Regions from separate parts of the Homo sapiens genome. Here region 2 is linked to region 1. A link is a contact called in ENCODE Hi-C or POLR2A ChIA-PET data. All regions are on one chromosome and are shown on one strand. Each heading gives the region's core, a stretch centred on a gene start or an enhancer-like site at or near the end of the contact. The rest is flanking DNA. Distances are from core to core; before and after follow the strand shown.

What was found. A loop is a pair of places that touch in the nucleus more often than their neighbours do. ChIA-PET counts read pairs that join two places held with the same protein, here RNA polymerase II (POLR2A).
Region 2: a loop to region 1 is called in a map of A673, with 2.6 times the contacts of the local background. The contact joins two enhancer-like sites. A Hi-C loop is called at or near these places in 2 of 168 maps with a recorded cell type or tissue (A673 and dorsolateral prefrontal cortex). POLR2A ChIA-PET finds 5 or more read pairs at or near these places in 2 of 52 experiments (AG04450 and OCI-LY7).

What each region holds. Positions count from the first base shown.
Region 1 is chr4:20,352,682-20,359,577 of GRCh38, forward strand. The region is part of intron 4 of SLIT2 (slit guidance ligand 2); the gene reads left to right. Among named protein-coding and RNA genes, the nearest start is that of SLIT2-IT1, 36 kb to the right of the region's middle. Within about 2 kb of position 4,095, at least 3 of the 41 ENCODE cell types and tissues checked have a DNase peak (open chromatin) inside an H3K27ac peak, as active enhancers do.
Region 2 is chr4:20,415,468-20,422,363 of GRCh38, forward strand. All of the region lies in intron 4 of SLIT2 (slit guidance ligand 2), which reads left to right. Among named protein-coding and RNA genes, the nearest start is that of SLIT2-IT1, 27 kb to the left of the region's middle. RefSeq lists enhancers at 3,468-3,537, 3,658-3,707. Within about 2 kb of position 3,589, at least 2 of the 41 ENCODE cell types and tissues checked have a DNase peak (open chromatin) inside an H3K27ac peak, as active enhancers do.

The DNA of each region.
Region 1 (6,896 bases), core at 2,845-5,344:
GGCAGGCAGATCACGAGGTCAGGAGATTGAGATCACCCTGGCTCAACATGGTGAAATCCCATCTCTACTGAAAATACAAAAATTAGCTGGGCATGGTGGCATGCACCTATAGTCCCAGCTACTCGGGAGGCTGAGGTGGGAGAATCGCTTGAACCTGGGAGGCAGAGGTTGCCATGAGCCGAGAGTGCGTCACTGCAATCCAGCCTGAAAACTGAGTGAGACTCCATCTAAAAATAATGATAATAATAATTTGACTTAGTGAACAAATTTGCAGTAAAACAGAAAAAATAATATAGATTACACACCTTTATAAAATCTGTTGTATAATCATCTAGAGATGCAATTTGAATGCAGCAGTATAACGGAGAAGCATCAGATGAATTCTCAGAGTATATCAATCTTGCCTTTGTTCTAGATTAGAGCCTGGTTTTTAGCTAGAGGTGCTGTAGTAGGAAAAACAGGTTTGTATTGATTCAGATTGTGTGTGCATTCATAGCAGATGTGGAATGACATATTTCTGCCAGATAATTATCACTTAGCAAAGGGTAAAACATTAGAACATCATGAAAGTTAAAGTTTTAACTTCACAGGAAAAAAAGGAGCTTTACTTTAAAGCATGATGAAAATTATAGAATTTATGCATAACTCAGTTATTTTGTTCTGAACTTTAAGAAGAAACTTTCAGAAGACATCCCTAAAAAAGCAAGTATAATGACCATAGTATGAAACTTAATTGTGATATAATAAAGCTTTTTGCTGTATCCAGACATGTTACACAAATATTCTTTATGAATTACATAAACAGAAAGGCAGGAGCTAGTACAAATAATGAAGAATATTTATTTAAAAAAAACAAAAAGCGGTTATTTTATGTAGAACAGGCTGCATACATTATTTATTACACCGTATTCAAAATATTGTACAACTCTGTTATGAGGAATTTTACTTGCACTTGGAGAATACAGGTAAATACATTAGAGGCTTATAGATCCTGAATGCAGCTGCAGATAGTGTCCCTTAAAAGAAGAAATGCAGCTGGTTTCCTATTTCCCACTCTTTTTTGTGCCAGACAAGGAAGTGACTTTCTTTAGAAAAGAGGATTATAATAGTCATATCCTTAAATGAGGAAACTAGAACCAGATTTCTTTTTAGAACTTGCAGTGGGGATTAGAAGAAATGTTGCAATAAACTTTAGGTTATTCTAATCTCAGTTTACTAAGTTTTTGGTAACACTGCTCATTTAACATTGGAAAGAGATGGGATCTGCATAATAAAGTATACTTCCCATAACTTAAAAGTAATCATGTTCATTGCGTAGGATAAAATCATCCGTTATTCCAAAACCAGAGGAAACTGCAAAAAAAGAGTGCTGTGTTAGCAGTGACTTAAGTATCCTTTCACAGTTTGCTAAAAATTTTTAAGAAATTTTTGCAATTTCCCTCAAATTAACTACCAGGCAGGCATCAATTTGTCATTTTTGTATATTGCATTAAAGCATTTAATGCTAAATTAAGACGGAAAGGTAGGTTTTTTTTCTTTTTTTTTTTAACTTTTCCTTTCTGCAAAAAAAAATCAAACATTTATTAACTGCTCTCTATTGTTGTCTTTCTCTTTAGAAGGTAATTTGTGGTCAGTGGAGCCCAGCAGGGAAGCTCCTTCTCCTCCAGATGGCAGTGACATTTGAGAAAACCTTGGAGGATTAAAGACACTCTAGTGAGCACTCACTGCAAAGTCCTGACACAATTTGACAGTCCTAATCTGGGTCCTCAACTGATTGGATGACCAAGGGCACAAAATTCTCATCCAACTGTGCAATCACCAGGCACATTGTTAAGGGCACTAAAAATGTTCCAAAGTTTTGGTGACTGTTTTAAACAAAAATATATAAACCTTTTCTTCATGGCATGTTTTTGGAAAAGGTCTTGGAGGTACCTTGCATGGCTTTTAAAAACTGACTATATTTTTGCATGAATGAGCACAGCATGCTATAAATGTCTTTACTCTTTATTAAGTAGGGTTTGCAAACAATCTAAATGGTTAAATGGTAGAGGAAACTATAGAAATTGATCTCAGTGAGCAAAGCCTACCAAATCTAATTATATATTGTCACCATCTGCTGCAATATGATAACAGAATTAATACAATTACTTTGAGAATTTTGAAGAAAAAACTTTTGAAAAAAATGGACACGTGTGGCAAGTCTGCGTGTGTGTGTGTGTGTGTGTGAGAGAGAGAGAGAGAGAGAGAGAGAGAGAGAGAGAGAGAAGCAAGGGCAAGAAAAAAATGCCATCTTAGCTGTTCTTTCTTTTTCTGTTTCTTTTTTACCTTTCCTCATTTTTAAGTTATTGCTTAAAATGATTTGAAATATGTTTTCCTAATTTTCGTGTTGATTAAAGTTATCAAGTTTTGGTAAGGTGATTTTATGGGTTTGGAATTTTAATTATATCCACTGCAGCTTCTAAAATCACCATGGCAACAGGTGTGTAATTATCAACATTGCACATAGCTTCAATGTGTAATGCATTTCTTCTGGCTGAATGAATATTAAATCATACTGCTTAACACCTCCTCTACTAGTAAACAGATAAGGCTTTGGCCATGGCTTGCAAATTGATCTTGCTTCTGTAGATTTCTATTACTGCAGAGCCATTGAATGGGGTAATTTGTGCCTTTGAGGGTTTTCTGACTTTGCTAGAGCATGACAGAAAGTCCAGTTTTATTTCATGTAATGAGAAAAAAAACATGTTTAATTATTACTCACATTTCCATTAGTAGAATTCTTTCCAAGAGAATATTCTCCTTATTGTTTTCCATTTCAAGGTGTGTATTCAGGACAGATGAGATTTTTTTAAAAAAGACATTTTCTTAAGGAAAGCTTACATTTTAAATGCTACTTTTCCTAGCAAATGCAGGTGGTCATTGTATGAAGCACATATGAAATGAAACCTTTGATTTAATACCAAACTATAGCCTACTGTCAACTCTAAGAAAACTGTATGATCCATAATTTTAAGTAAACCAAAACTTTACTTTGTTTCTAATATTCCAGGTGGTCTTTTCAGACTGATATCTATGTAGAAGTACGCAAGAAAGTGACGTGATTATCTGATTATCAGATTATGTTTATATGTCTCTGATTGTTATCAAGCTCAAAATTTTCCTTAAATAGCTATGGAAAGAGATAGCAGTTTACTACTACTACTATTATTATTAGGTCATCTAATGTAATTCAATTTATAAATCTGATGCATACATTTGACTGATAGGATACAGACTTTTAAGGACCTAGCATTATAAAAAATATAATTTAAATACATAGATCAAATAGAGCCATATATAATATTGTTAAATAGGGAACAAGATAAATGATTATGAAGATGTATAGATCTTTTAATCATTCAGTGTTTGTTTTTAGTGGACATTTTATTTTGGGATGCCATTCAGTAACTTGAAGTTATTAAATGAAGCATAATCAATATTAGAACAAAAGCCAGCATAAGAAGATTTATTTAAATTTGATGTATTTAGAATTTGGAGTCTGGTCACTAGAATTTTGAGGCTAGGTGATTCTATGAAAGGCTGTATGTAACCACCTTCTACTCTATTCCTTCCTCTCCACCCAGGTCAAATATCCCAGAATATGGTATTATTTAAGTATCATCAACTTTTAATTTTAGTGTGTTTCCATTTTCAAACTAAGACAGGTGCAAAGTTGAGGTTACCAGCGGTACAAGATCAGATCACCTAGTTAGATATTGATGCATAGTAAAATGTAGCCTAACACACTCTATTCATAATGTGGATTGACAACTAAGAAAAAAGTGAATGCTTTATTCACACAAATAGGTTAATATTCCTGAAATAGTGTCCAATGCATTTAAAGCCATTTAAAAGAACATAGAGAATACATTATTTTTCTTAGCTTATTTCTCCAGTATTTCTCCCTGTATTACTCTAGCTCATATTTAGACTTTTTGTTAATCTTAGAAAAAGGATAAACACACACAGTGTATTTCTGCAGACTCCCCTTTAATGGATCTCTGCCAGTGTTAGCCATTGTTTCAGTTGCCTGTGGCTGCTCAACTGTGCAAGGTTGCCTGGAAACGCTCCTTCTTCAGTGCAAAGCTCTCCGGCCACTTTCCATACCTCCCAGCCCAGGGCTTAAAGATTCAGGGACTCCAGCCACTGGTGTTTCTTTTTGAAATCTCCTTAGTAAACTAATGATCTTGTAAATGTAGAAAACAGAAAAATTACTTCTCAGTCTGTAGGGCGTGCAAGTTTAAAACAAAACAAAACAAAAACTTTGAAAAAAATATGTATTTGTTACAAGTTAAAACAAATACAATTTTTCTTCTCTATTGAATTTGATTTAAAATTTTGTTAAACCAGCATTTTGTAATGTGTAATATTTTTGGCAAATATTTTAAGTTAACATCTACCACTGTCTTTCAGCCTGGAAATTGTGTGCTATTCCCATCAAGGTTACATCATGTTTCCATTACTCCTTTAATTGGGGGAAGTTTCAAAGTCAGACACCTTGATTTGGAATTTCAATGCTTTTAACAAATTTTAAAGCAAGTACCACTATTAGGTAACAGAATATTATTATTACTCACTTTTTTCCTTGGTTAAATTTGTTTGTTAGTCCTAAGAGGCTTTAGGAATATAAAATGAATGTGATGTTTGATAGTATCAATACAGTTGATTTTACTTGTCTCTGCTATTTTCTCTTTTCATATTATAACTTAATAACAACAACAAATTAGAGATATGCTATTTTTCCACAGTTAGTTCAAGTTTCTAATTCTGGAGTATAAGATGGGGATATCACTGTGCATGAGTTAAATAGATGCCCCTACATAATACCTATATATCATTACTAGTTTTAAAAGAAAGATTATGTAAAAAGTGGTAGTAGGTAGTAGGTAGTCTTTTTCTTTTGTTACAAGTGCTTTGAAATTACTGGTTTGTGATATAGGATGTGAAAAGAAAGACAAAATCCGTGATGTTTGAAAGACATACTATTATCAGATATGGCTTACTTAAAATTAGTTATTAGACTTTGGTCTCCTAACAGCTTTTATTCCCCCCAATATACTTTCAAATTCCGATTTTCAGAAATCTTAATTGTACAATATTAATATTGCTACAGACACAAACTTTGCTAGCCCTTTATTGGTAGATTACATAGACTACATTGGTTATTAGATTTTAAAGTTTATTAATAACATCATATCCATTCAAGTTTATTTTAATACTTTTTCCTTATTTATTTAAGGAATTACTTCAGGTGATATGTGGATTTTAATTGTTACATAAATGCATTTTATGGTTATTTATAACATTCACTTTAATTTAAAGGCCTATAAGACCTGTGGTTGGATGACGGTATGTATTAATGTTGTTTTTAACATTAAGAACTTACATAATTGGTCCAGAAAATCAGACCTATCCCTTCATGTTCTCTTTCCTTCTGTACTTCATAAGCCTACGTGTCCCTTAGGATAGATTACTGGATCTGCTTCTCGATTGCTGATAGACCTTTTTCAGTTAAGGTAAGTTATATGTTAGACATCATAGAGTGATCGGACTGGTTTTATTACATAGCATATTGGGAGCAAAGCAAAAGAATAAAGCAGATACATATTTCTGCATGTCGATGCATGTATCCACTGTATTTTTAACGCAAACTAATTAATTGTGGGCCAAAAGTTACAGTAATGAATAGAAGTCTGTTGTTCTTACTCACATCAGGCACGCAGTCTTACTTTTTTGTAAATTTAAATTGACGAGGTAGGTAGAGTATCACGATAAGCTTAAAATGGTTATTTTGAAGAAATTTTCAAGAAAAATATTAAGGAAAAATTTGGGTGTCTACTCTGTGAGACAATCTGTCTCTAAGGTGCTTTACATATTTTATCTCACTTAATCCGAGGAACCACCCTATGATTTAGGTAGCATTGTTCCTATTTTGAAGTTTGACAAACTCATGCACCTTGAAGTTAATTAAACTCAGGGTTGTCTTAATCATTTCTAATTTCAGTGAATATACTTTCCCATTGGACATTTAACTTTCTAATTAATGTGAAAAAAAGACAGTATTTCTGATAGCATATACAGCAGTCACTTTAGGGGCAGATAAACATGAGATGCCAGGGATTTGGATTGTTCAAGTCAATAGTGTCCTGAAGAATAATATATTCACTGTGTGAAACAACAACAACATCAACTAGATACAAAGTTTCTGTAAAATTCGGACAATCATTTTGGGTTCTTAACATAAATAGACAAGATTGATATATATAATGGTATTTCAGTAGAAACCAGGAAAATATCCCAACTTCGAGAATCGTTTCTTGCCAAGCCCACAGTAAGAGTTCTAAATATAAGTTAAAATAGGTTCTCTGCCACCATGAAACTGGTACCCAACACATATCCCAATTATAAAACGTCTTTATAGTCCACTATGGCAATTATGAAGGCAGAGTATAATATGGGAGCCTGAAAAGCTATACTAAAGAGGCGACTTTTGAATGGGGTCTGGAGGGATGTGTTCACCAAGGAGTGAAAGGAGGAAAGGAACTTAAGTTGGTGAAAAAACACAGATGGATGTGTGAACAACTCCACATGGCCAAAGAATGGTGTGTTTTGGTGTGTAGGGAGGGATTTCTGGTTAGGTCCATGAGCCAGTATTACAAAGGGCTTTGCATGGCATGAGAAGGTATTCGGATGCCACTTTGTTCAATACAGAGATCTACTAAGCACTTAAAAATTAGAGACAAATAATATTCAGATTCATATGTTGAAAAGATTGCATTTGTGCCAATGGAGAGGACATAGCAAAGGGAGCTAGATTAGAGTTAGCAGTGTCACTTAGGATGCCATTACCTTTGTCT
Region 2 (6,896 bases), core at 2,339-4,838, 62 kb after region 1:
GCTTGGAGAAGTGAATATTTAATGTTAAAATGTGTCGTTATTATAATTATAGCAGATATAATTTTGATCACTTAACTAATTTTTTCAATATTACCAAATTTAATTCTTTACATAGGAATAATTACAGAAGCTTTATTAATGGGTTAAGATCCATAAGGCAATTTGTAAATAAACCTATTTGTCTCAAAGTTCCAGGTTGCTTTACTACAGCTTTATTATAGCTATCAATATGTTTTGGCTGAGAGCAGGGTCAGTGCACTCTTTCCAGAGAGCATGAAAGCTTGAACCTTAGTAGTTCATATGTAGAGTGATTCTGTATTCCCATTTTATAGATGAGGAAACTGAAGCTCAAAGAGATTTAACATTTTTAACATAATTTTTGTTATATTATCAAAGATACATAAAATTATGTTCCAGACTGGTAGATTATAAATAGTTTGTGAGCGGGGTCTTTGATTTATTAAATTCTTATCCTCAGTTCCAAGAACATAATAGATACTCAGTTAGTGATGACACAGTATTAGAATCAACCAATTTTACAATATATCCTGGCCATTGTTGAGGCATTTATTTCCTGTACTCTATAGATTTTATGTGTATAAATCTTTGGAAAATGTATCAACATGATATTTGTATATTGAAAATGTCACTCTTGAATGTATTATTGTCATTCTTTCTGGATTCGTCCACTAGGGCTACCATAGCAAAATACCACAGACTGGGAAGCTTCAAGAACAGCATTTATTTTCTCATAGTTCTGGAGGCTGGAAATCCAAGTTCAAGGCACCAGCAGATTTGGTTTGACATCGGGTTCCTGACTTTGGCTTGCAGATGGCTGTCTTCTTGCTGTGTCCTCACATGGCCTTTTCTCTGTGCAAGCACTCTATACCATTCCTATTGGATTAGGGCCACATACTTATTATCTCATTACTTATTATCTCATTTAATGTAGTTACCTCCTTAAAGGTCCTATCACCAAATACATTTACGCTGGAGGTGAGAACTTCAACATATGAATTTTGGGGAGACACAATTTAATCCATAAAACCCTCTTTTGTGTAATGATTCTGAGATACTGAGAAAAATGCTCCATTTCAGGTATTTTTAAATGAAAAAAAAAATCGTATCAACTCCTGCCCTTTAACTTTCAAAGTTAAAATTCATGTTAGATGATTATTTGTTTTAAAAGTGCTTACTCTGGTGTGCTTTTTAAAAGACTATAAATCCCATTAATAAAGTCGAACAGAAGCTTGAAAACAATTAAGAAATTTAAGAATGAGCTAAATTGTTCTCACAAAAAGAGGAAAACTACAATTCCTGCTGAACAAGTCTTTCATTCAGTTCTTCATTCAATTCACATTAGCCTCAATTGGAAAAATGTCCCTGTTCAGTTAAACAAGTTAAGCCTGATCTTAAGTGTATCTGACTTGCCTTCTATGTTCTTCCAGCCACAGGAAATTCCTCCATGCCAATTTTTTAAAACTGCTATCAAATCTTTTTTTTTTTTTTTTCACTCAAGTGCGACACATTTAAATGTGACCACAGGAACAAATGGAAAGAGATTGAAGCCTTGACTTGAAATGTGAGCTTTCCTCTTTACTAGTCAGTAAGGTATTGAGAAAGTTACTTGACCTCATCCTTCATTACCTTGTCTCTAGAATTAGGAGATCAGCATGTATGGTGATCATGGAAATTAAATAAAATTATATGTCAGGGCCTATTGCATTTATTGTCTGACTCATCCTAATCCCCTTATTCCTTTCTTAGTGTTTCTTTGTTTGTTGATTTATTTTTGTCCATAGTCTCATGATTTGGAGATAGGGCTCCAGCTTTCTCTGCTAATGTATTTCCTACCCCTCTCTTCCTCTGTCAGTGACTGGAGAACTATCTTCTTCTGACATGCCCAGCTAGCTTCTACTTCAGGACTTTATATGCCTGCTTCCCGCAATCATATATATATGTGTGTGTGTATATATATATATATATATATACGTATATATATGTGTGTGTACATATACGTATATATACATATACATATATAGATATGTGTGTGTGTATATATATATATGTATATATATAGAGTCTTGCTCTGTCACCAGGCTGGAGTGCAGTGGTGCGATCTCAGCTCACTGTAGCCTCTGCCTCCTAAGTTCAAGCTATTCCCCTGCTTCAGCCTCCCGAGTAGCTGGGACTATAGGCGCACCACCACGCCCAGCTAATTTTTTTACTTTTAGTAGAGAAGAGCTTTCACTATGTTGGCCAGGATGGTCTCGATCTCTTGAGCTTGTGATCCGCCCGCCTCAGCCTCCCAAAGTGCTGGGATTACAGCCTGCTTCCCACAATCTTAACCAGTCTTGTCTCATCTTCACATAGCCAACTCCTTCTTATCCCTTTGATGTGTACAAAAATCACTTCTTCTTGTGGCCCTTATAATCACTCACATCCTAAATGGCATATGTGTTCCTACTATGCTCCACTGTAGCCCATAACTATCTTTCACCTTGTTAAATTTTCAGCACTTTCCACTGTATGAAATGATCTTAAGGGGTTGTCCTGTCTCTCCTATAGTAGAGTGTACCACTGGAAGAGGCAGAGACATTTTCTGTCTTAATGTTGGTATGTAGTGGGGTCTGACCATCAATATCAGTTGAATTGGCATGGGAATGGATGACTCTGTACATAGGAGGCCAAACAAATAAAAATTTTAAAACCGCTTATCTGACAGGATCACGCTTTTTTCACTTCGGCTGTTGTTAGTTTTAATTCTCTGAAGTTATACATGGTTAGATAAAATGGTCTATGAAAGTCCTGGGTGGTGATGGGACTAGAGACAAGGATTCAAAATGTATTATAGCAAATTTATGTGTAGAAAAAAACACGTGGTTAATTAAGACTTGCTTTCTGTCATTTTATGAAGGTATCTATGTAAGGTCCTAGTTTTCTCCATTATACATAGCTGAAAGAAACACCAGTAATGAAACGTTTTTGTATTATTCTCACTCCAAAAGCCTAGTTATACTGAGGGCGGCCAATAGATCTACTATGGGATACAATGAATATTTAATTTACTTTGATGAAAAGGTGTCATAAGAGCCTTTGACAACCCACAGTGAAAACTTGAGGATGATTTTATTAACTCAAACCCGATAGCATATGTTGTGCAAACTAAGACATCAAAGACTTTTTAAATTAATACCTGGGAATTTCTTGGGAGAAGTAACTGCATATTAGGATTGAGAACAACTCTAAGTTGTCACATATTGAAATTTGTTTTTAATTACTGAAAAGTCATTTTCTCTTATTTCTGGCTCGGGTAAATAGTAGGAAAAATAACACACACATACACATACACAAATGATATCAAATTAAAAGAGAGAAAACAAATGTGAAAGGATTATGGTGTGAACTGTTTGCTTTCCAGCATATTAACTGTACCCATGAACTCTCATCTCCCGCCCCACAGAAAAAAACTAATTATTGGAATTTTTTAGTGAACAGGAAGGATATCAGAGTACGATACTTTCTGTTTCCCTTAAATGCATACCATTTTCTCTATTTTCATAGTTTACCAGTTTCCCAGTAGATGGCACCATTGTGACTCACAATGTTGCTCCACCTTGTAAGGAAGTATTATACACACTTTCAATTTCAAAACATTTGTAAATAGTGCAGTATAGTAACACTTGCGGTGGTGTCTTAGAACACAAATACTTCTACAGTATCTAGAAGACATGTCAACTGTTGAAAGCCAATAAATGTCACAAGAACCCCCGTAATTCCTTTGTATATGTGTGATTTCATATCTTATAATTTTTATACATTTAAATTATTTTAATAAAAATGTGCTTACATACATGTACACACATATGTGTATGTATGCTTATAAATGTCTAAAACTGTATAATTATTTAATGATTTACTTACTACTCTTACTATTTCTTTCTACCTGGATTAATGTGACAAGCCACTCAGAGAAACTGAAAATTCCCATGGGCTTCTCCAGTTGTTCTTGGGAAAAAGGAGACTAGAACAGTGATTTCAGATCTGGAATACACTGGACTCCAACCTCAGATTTTCTCTTTGCTGCCTGTATTACCTAAAGCAATTGACATAACCTCTCTGATATTCAATTTTCCCACCTTTAAAATGGGGAAGATGGCATATACCTGGCTGTGTTGCTGTTAAGGGTAAGTTTTAAGCTGTGTGTGTGTGTGTGTGTGTGTGTGTGTGTGTGTGTGTGTGTTGCAAAAATAAATACAGTGACTGTTATAGAGTAGAAGTTCAAAAATGGTGGCTGCATTCCGATTACAGCTTGCATTAAAGTTGAATATTAAGAACAGGAGAGATCGATGATGGTGTGTTTTGTAACCTTCACACGGTTTTCTATATCATAGGATGAGTCCTAGCTTTCAGAGATTTCCTTGCGCCTATGTCTACCCTTTCTTTTGGTCCTAGAAAAGGTCACAGATTTAAAGTAAGTCAATGTGGAACATTAACATGGCTCATGCAGGTTCTGTGCAGCTGTCTCTATGGGTTCTTGAAATAAAATAGGGCCAAACCAGGCACTTCAAATGGTAGATTTGAACAATAAATGATAACCACTGTCTCTAATATCCAAATCATTCCCTACTCATCCTTCTTTAGGCTCATAGTTCATTGCACTGTCTTCTTAAATAACTACCCGAACACAACTCCACTTTTCTCACTTCTAATGCGTACATTTTTAGCAATAGGTTTTGGTTAGGGTCTTCTCTGTCCACATACTACAACTGTGAGTACATGACTGACCCACACTTTTAACTTGGTGCTTTTGGATTCAGGCAGATGTTTAGTTCCAAGAAGCCTTTGAGAATCATGTTGTACTTACAGAAGCACTCACTATGCTTCCTTTTCCAAGTGATTAGTCTTTCACTATTAATTCATTCAACAAATATTGATGCAACACTTTGTATGCCAGTTACTATGCAGACACTAAGTTGTGCCCTCATGGTCCTTCAACTTTACCTGAAAATAATATATTTTATTTATTTAACCAATATTAGGTATCAAGTGTTTTACAAACATTGCCTAATTTTATCCTTGTAGAACCCTAGGAACTAGAGGCCATAGATTAAAGATGTGGAAACTAAGACACAGAGAATAAGACATTTACAGAAAAAGAAGTGAAGGAAGGAGGGAAGGAAAAGGAGAGAGAAAGGGAGGGAGAGAAAGAAAAAAGGGAGGAAGAAAGGGAGGAAGAGATTCAAATGTTGACACCCTAACCTCCAATGCAGTGGTATTTAGAGGGGGGTACTTGGGAGGCAATTTGATTTAGATGAGGTAATGGGCCAGGGGCTCTCATGATGGGATCGATGTCTTTATAAGAGGAGACACCAGAGAGCTTGTTCTTTCTGTCTGCTGTGTGAGGATACAGCAAGAAGAAAGCCAGGAAGAAAGCCCTTGCCAGAAACAGATCATGCTGGCACCCTAATCTTGGACTTCTTAGCCTCCAGAACTATGAGAGAATAAATTTCTGTTCTTAAAGCCACCTAGTCTGTGGTATTTTCTGATGGCATCCCTAGCAAGTTAAAACACCATTTTTTGATTTTCTGAAACTGGTACCTGGAGGTAGAATGGAGGGAATTAAAAGAAAAGGTAATTAGTAGTGTCAGCATTTTAGCCCAGATATTAAAATGGGGATGACCTTCAGTTTCCTAAATTTGATGAAGGATTTGGTGAAGGATGAGGGATGTCATTATTGAAAAATATGTATCAGACTTTCGCCTTTTCCAAGAAGTCAGTCACAGCTTTCAGATCCCAGGTATGTTTGAAAGTGACTTTAGTCTGATCTTTTCATGCCACTTAGAATTCCCAGGCTTGCCAGTGGAACATTTTGTAGTAACATTTAAAAATATAAACTTTTCATTTCTTGCCTGCAGTGGAGAGAGCTGATTCACGATGAGTTCCTCTGTCCCTCCCTTCACCATATGTCTCTTCTTCATTGTTGATTTCCTGTTGACATTAAAAGGAGCAACATATGAAGGAGTTAGAAGGAAAGCTTTAAATTTAACGATAAACTTTTTTGAAAGCATGGATCAGATTTTCTTACAAAGCCATTTAAAATGCATTGTAAATCATTTCTTTCATATTTTGTAGAGACTTGTTTTGGAAGTATCGATATTCCCTTCTCCCCAGCCCCCAAAAGATTAAGAAAAATATAAATAGATTTATTTTTACAATGTAATGAGATGAGAGGGATCCTGTGAGCAAGCTGATAAGTCTTGCAATTCACTAACATAGCCCATGAAATCCAGCTCTGATGTCAAGAGGCTCTAAGCATTTTGCAATTCTTAACGGAATGTTTTCTTTGCCTCCCTCCTTCCCTTTCTCCATTTGACAGCACCTGTGCATGTGCATGCAAGATTGCTTTTCAGATCTATGCTTTGGTTTTTTGTTCATTTTTGTCAGAAAAGTCAGCCTATGCTTATTAGGGATCTACAGGAATTGTTTCCACATGGTTCTAATGGATGCATGGACGGAACACCTCCACAACATGTTGCTGTTGGCCTGGTGCTCTGTCACTACCAAGATTTCAGAGTTCATTTCTTGGCTCCTTTTTGTTCTTCCTCGATCCAAGTTCACACTTCATAATACGTTTTAATTGTCATCTCAATGAGATGACTCAAATTTATATATTGATATATCTGTATCACAAAAAAATTGCAAATTGCGTGCATTGTCAATGTGAATTATAGATAGTATGCTATGAAAACAAAAATATTTTCTAATCTGTCTGACTTTTAGTAGAGAAGTCAAGATGAGATCATAATTAATCCAGGCTTGAATTAACATAGCTGGAATAGTTAACATGGGCATAGTCCCTCATCTGTCTTTGGCTATTTGGGGGAAAAGAAATA